2 separate regions of the Homo sapiens genome follow, and region 2 is linked to region 1. Evidence: read pairs that join two places in POLR2A ChIA-PET (ENCODE). Cell type or tissue: GM12878. All regions are shown on one strand. Links, peaks and the distances in the headings refer to the core of each region. The heading gives the core; the rest is flanking DNA. Region 1 overlaps LOC105377008 (a long non-coding RNA gene). Region 2 has its middle 23 kb from the start of CMC1.

Region 1 (2,925 bases), core at 164-2,663:
GACACGTCTTGCTCTGTCGCCCAGGCTGGACTGCAGTGGTGCAATCATGACTCACTGCAGCCTCCATCTCTACAGCTCAGTTGATTCTCCCACTTCAGCCTCCTGAATAGCTGGGACTACAGGCACGTGCCACCACATCAGGCTAATTTTTAAATTTTTTTGTGGTGACAGGGTCTTCCTATGTTGCACAGGCTGGTCTTGAACTCCTGATTTCAACAGATCCTCCCACCTTGGCCTCCCAAAGCATTGGGATTATAGGCATGAGCCACCATGCCTGGCCACTAATGCAGTTAAATATTAGGAATTTGTTATATAATATTACAAGAAGTTAAGAGGTAATTTTCCACAAGTCTGTCTCAGTTGTTCAATGGTGTCATCAAAGACCTTCCACTATGCCATCTTCAGGGTGCTGGCTCCTGTCATATGGGTTGCTTCAAGGTTGCAAAATGGCTGCTGCAGTTCTAACCATCACAGTCACTCACAAATATTTGCATGCAATCATTCAGTTAGTAAGTAAATTTTATGAGACAGTACTAAATACCAGGCATTATTGTAAGCATGGGAACATAACCATAAACAAAACTGAGGAAGTCACTACTCTCATGAAGCGAGCCGGGCTGGAGTACAGTGGCACAATCACAACTCACTGCAGCTATGACCTCCCAGGCTCAAGCCATCCTCTTGCCCCAGTCTGCCAAGTAGCTGGAATTGCAGGTGTGCACCATCCTGCCTGGCTAACTTTTGTGTTTTTTGTAGAGACGAGGTCCCACTATTTTGACCAAGCTGGTCTGGAACTCCTGGGCTCAAGCAATCTGCCCACCTCAGCCTCTCCAAGTGCTGGGATTTCAAGCATGAGCCACCGTACCTGGCCCTCTTTATATAACTTTTAATCATGAAGAAAAATATTTCTCTGAAGCCACCAAACTTCCTTCATGGGTCAGCATTATGTCACATGAGTAACCCTCCTTATAAAGGAAGCTGGGAAAGCAAGTCTCCAAAATTTTCGGCCTCTATCATGACAGGTGGTCATGATAGAGGAAAGAAGAAGTAAAGGGAACAGCTGCCCAAGAGGCAACCAACAGTATTTGCTACAAATCATGCTAAGCATAGGTAGTCATTCAGTATCTGCTTTTTGATAAAGCATTAAGGTTGACAATTATTGCCCTGTGGCTGAAATTTAATATTTCTCTCTGAAAGTTTTTGCCTTCTAAGTTTCTGTCACTTATTCTAACAGCCTTAATCATGCAGCAGCTCCAACATTCTAACAAACATGCTTTGGAAATTCACCAAGAAATGCTGGCTTGCTCCCAGGACTAAGTGATGGCATTTAATTTGCTCACCTGGAAAGAAGGACAATTCCAGAAAAGACCATTTCTTCTTGTATTACTTATTGGTCAACCAGCAACCTTTAAGTCAAAGCTGTGAATATATATAATCTGTCAGGCTTCTCTATGTTTTCTTCAGGACCAAGCCTCAGTTTCAAACTTCTTTTGTCCAGTGTAACTGCAAGACCCACTTTAGACTCTTCACTTCGCTTCTCCGTGGGCAATAAAGCAGCAGTTCCATCACCATTGTCCAAACAGCAAATGAGAAGTGATGTTTCAATATAAGCTACTGTCTGGAAAAGAAGAGAAAGAGGCAGCTTTTCTGACAGAGCCGTTCACACTTTTCCTGCACAGCTGGGAGACATTAGCTGAATTTCCCCAGACTGGTCTGCTTTCTGGCATGGTAAATTAAAAACCCTGAGAGCCTCCAAGGTAAGCTGGATTTCTATCATACACATTTAGCAGCTAAATCACCAAAAGTCACTTTCGAAAATTCACGCAAAGCTGCATCTTTACCCAAGGTCAAGAGTTCAGCAGAAGTTAGCACAAAGGGGATTGTGGGCAGGAGGCAAGAAAAGGGAGAGAAAATATCGATAGATTATCTCTATTCAAAAGCTGCTTTTATTTTGAGGAACTTTGTGCTCAGAAAAGTAGATAGAAGATAGTTCTGCAATAAATAGTATAGGACATATATGAAAAGAATAAATAATATTTCAATGTATGTCAATTTCCATTTCTGCCACCATATTAAGGAGATGGGAAGAGCATTAAAAGAGCCATAGGCCCATCACATTGGTTCATGCCTATAATTCCAGCACTTTGGGAGGCCAATGTGGGAGGATCACCTGAGGTCAGGAGTTTGAGACCAGCCTGGCCAACATAGTGAAACTCCATCTCTATTAAAAATACAAAAACTTAGCCGGGTGTGGTGTCGGGCACCTGTAATCCCAGCTACTTGGGAGGCTGAGGCAGAAGAATCGCTTGAACCTAGGAGGTGGAGATTGCAGTGGGCCAAGGTCATTCCACTGCACTCCAGCCTGGGTGACAGAGTGAGACTCTGTCTCAAAAAAAAAAAAAGCTAGATTTTGGTCCCACATCATGACTAATTAACAGTGAGATTTTGAACATGTCATTTAGCTATGGGGCTCAAAGTCCTATCCCCTTCACTTTATGGGAATTTAGTTATGAAAAATTCTATTTCCCCAGGTATTTTGTGATCTATTATCAGCTTTTGATTCCATAGATAAGGACAATCTCTGGGCTTTTTGTTTACATTCTGCCTTATTCCACAAGGAATCTCAGGCTGCTCTGTGGGCCAACTTACATGACTTTGGTGTAGATCTCAGATTTTAAATGTTTATCTAAATCAATATGGCAATACCAGAATGGATTTTGAAAGAGTCAATTCTAATTTTAAATGGCTTAAAACCAGACTGCACCTAAACATTTTTATTTATAATTTTTGCCTAAGTAATTTATTCTGGCTCAAAAGATCTATATATTTTCTCCTATATATGCCCCAACATATAGATAAACATAGAGACAAGCATCCTTCCCTATGCTGATGATGTAATCTTACTATTATAAGAATATCCTCAAG
Region 2 (2,925 bases), core at 187-2,686, 86 kb after region 1:
ATCTCTTTGAGAGGCACGAGTCACTGGTCTTGGTCACATTTCCCTCTCTTCTTTTCAACCAATTTTCTCTCAACACAGACATGTTTGCTGTCATAAAGTTGTAAACATATCTGTGATGCTGCTGGAGCTAAGCATTTTCAGATGTGTGGTTAATTGAGGCCTTCTAGGAAGGTCAGATTAGGCCTGAGAACTAAAGTGTCCTACATGTAAGGGGGGTCATGGTGATAAATTATAGTCATTCTTATTTATTGACTGGTAGTACAGTAGCATGGAGTTGAGAATTTAGATTAGGAAAGAGTAACTAAATATGAATTGACTAGCCCATGTGCAATGATGCAAAATAATATGTTACCAACAGACTGATTAGAAATGTGGGAATGCTATGCTCCTGGTCCAGCTACTTGGATTTTTATCTCATTTTTCTTCTACCAAAAACCTAGTGGCTTGAATTTGCTTGCCTTATGTCATACCCAAACCAAGAGGAAAGGAGCAATTTGGGGCTATGGATTTATAATGGGAGGCACTTAGAAAACAGTTGGAAAGGCATTGACCCAAGCTTGCAGATCTCTGAGCAACAACCTTGTCTGAGTGTCTTTCCATACAGAACCATGCCTGGAAGAATATTTGCATCCACATATCTAAAGAAGCAAGAAAGCATATGAGATGAAAGAGTCATTTTTCTGAATGAGAGAAGCAAATTTTAGTTCATTTTCAGTGCTTGGTTTACGTTTTAAAGAAGACTAACAACATTAATGATCAAGTGTAGGACCGAAGCTAATACTAATCTAGAAATTGTTATCTTTCATGGTGGATTAAAATCTGAGCTTATTTTTACTTCAAAAATGAATGTGGTTAAAGGTCAACTTCTATCCCTTAGTGTCTCATTTCAGTCACGACACCCTTCACATCAAAGCTAATTCACTGAAATAGAAAAATCAGATCTCCAAAGAAGTGATGAGGCAGATTCTAAATTAACAGACTTCATCATTAGGGTAAGGGAGCAGCAGCAAATCAAAAGTCAGTTGGAGAGCTCATTATTATTATTGTGCTTATAATAATAAGTTCTCCATTATTATATTTTCATTATTATTTTGAGTTACTTGACTGCTTAGAAGTTTCGCTGTATTTAATTAACCTTTCAGAGGACAAGTCTATAATTTCTGACTTTGCCCTATTGAAGTTATAGCAATTGTTAAAACCTGAAAAAGAGTTTCTGTTCCATTTTCTAATTCCATGAAAGACTGACTCATTTGTAAAATGCCTCCACATTTGTAACTGAAGATATGCACCAATTCACTCAGGAAACAAGCCTTGCTATACATGAGAGATCAATTGTTTTATGAAATGAAATTAAAAGTGTAAATGCTGTTAATGTTTTAAAGATCAATTGAAAGTACTCCTTAAGCTCATTTGACCAAGCAGTTTTTTTCCCATTTTTTGAAATCACACCTGTGTTAAGGCATGCACTCTTTTCCTCTATCTGGTAAGCACAAGGTGTGGGAACTGGTGCAATAGATAATTAATCTCTATTGCTATCTATAGTTTCATAGTTAACACTGTCTTAGCAGAAGTGTGAAAACACATTCACACCTTTGAAAATGGATGATTAACTAATCAAATGACAATATGAATGTCAGACAAAATTACAGAAATGACTGCAAGGCAGAGCTATTTATGATTATAACATTCTATTTAATTATTAAGGGTGGATTGTTCAGTATAATCTGTGCTCCTCAAACATCTAGGCAGATTCTCAACTTTTTAATTGCAGGACTCCTCAAAAAAGAATGAAGAAAATTTTAGATTTCCCCTTAATTAAGGAGTTTTAAATACAAGAGGTTAAAAAGGAAAAGAGAGGTACAGTTCAAGACCACCTGCAAAAGGGAGCCAAGAAGCGATAATCACATTTGAGTGAACTGTCAATTTTTTCCTCTGGACTTTGTAATTTCCATTTAAAATGCAGAATAATCTGAATACATATTTGAATATTCAGTCTATCACAGCAAAGTCTCTTTTGATAGTCTGATGTGTAAAAATCTAAATTGGGAGGTGTATTAGTTCATTTTCAAGTTGCTAATAAAGACATACTCGAGAATAAGTAACTCTTAAAGAAAAAAGTTTAATTGAGTCACAGTTCCACAGGGCTTGGGAGGCCTCAGGAAACTTACAGTCATGGCACAAGGGGAAGCAAACATGTCCTTCTTCACATAAGGGCAGGAAGGAAAGAATGAGAGCAGAGCAAAGTGGGAAGCCCCTTGTAAAACCATCAGATCTTGTGAGAACTTACTATCACGAGAATAGCATGGGGAAAACTGCCCCCATGATTCAATTACCTCCCACCTGGTCCCTCCCACCACACATGGAAATTATTGGAACTACAATTCAAGATGAGATTTGGGTGGAGACATAGCCAAACCATATAAGGAGGTAGGACCCTATATTCATTATCTTGCTAATTTTCTAAGTTAACTGTGTGTAAAGTTTAAGAAATGATCATTGGAAAAAGACAATGACACTCTTGGAGGAATGCAGATCTAATAATCGAATGTTTAAAACCAATATTCCATGTACCTTGTATTAAAAGCCTTTAGAATAAAAGTATCTATCCATATTTATATTTTAAAGCCAAAGTGTATATTAGTGGCTCATATATCATATTGCCTTATAGTGTAGTATTTTAAGGACATCTTAACTGCCCTCTAATGCCTTGAAATCTGGCTACATATCTGACTTATTACCCTGCCCCTAATTAGTAGTGTTTCATACTAAGTAAGCACTCTCGTCTATTGAATAAATGCTAATGGTAAATGATGAGACAAAAGTTGCCATCAAGTTGCATTTTTATGAAAAAAAGTGGTTATGAAAAGCAAGAAAAAGCATGATTTTCAATTTATAAATTAGTCACACATTTCTTTGTTATACAGA

Evidence for each region. Peaks named below come from ENCODE experiments on the same cell type or tissue, not always from the same donor. Only the 100,000 strongest peaks of a DNase experiment are listed, where the experiment ranks them.
Region 2: POLR2A ChIA-PET joins it to region 1 with 10 read pairs; 4 of 35 experiments call an interaction of 5 or more read pairs at or near these places.

What each region holds. Positions count from the first base shown.
Region 1 is chr3:28,131,461-28,134,385 of GRCh38, forward strand. LOC105377008 (a long non-coding RNA gene) reads right to left here. Exons shown (of 3, transcript XR_940674.3): 2 at 1,341-1,618. Among named protein-coding and RNA genes, the nearest start is that of LINC01967, 100 kb to the left of the region's middle. In GM12878, for the core only: no CTCF peak of the experiment used is centred there; no DNase peak of the experiment used is centred there.
Region 2 is chr3:28,217,343-28,220,267 of GRCh38, forward strand. No RefSeq gene overlaps it. Among named protein-coding and RNA genes, the nearest start is that of CMC1, 23 kb to the right of the region's middle. In GM12878, for the core only: no CTCF peak of the experiment used is centred there; a DNase peak (open chromatin) is centred at 1,369.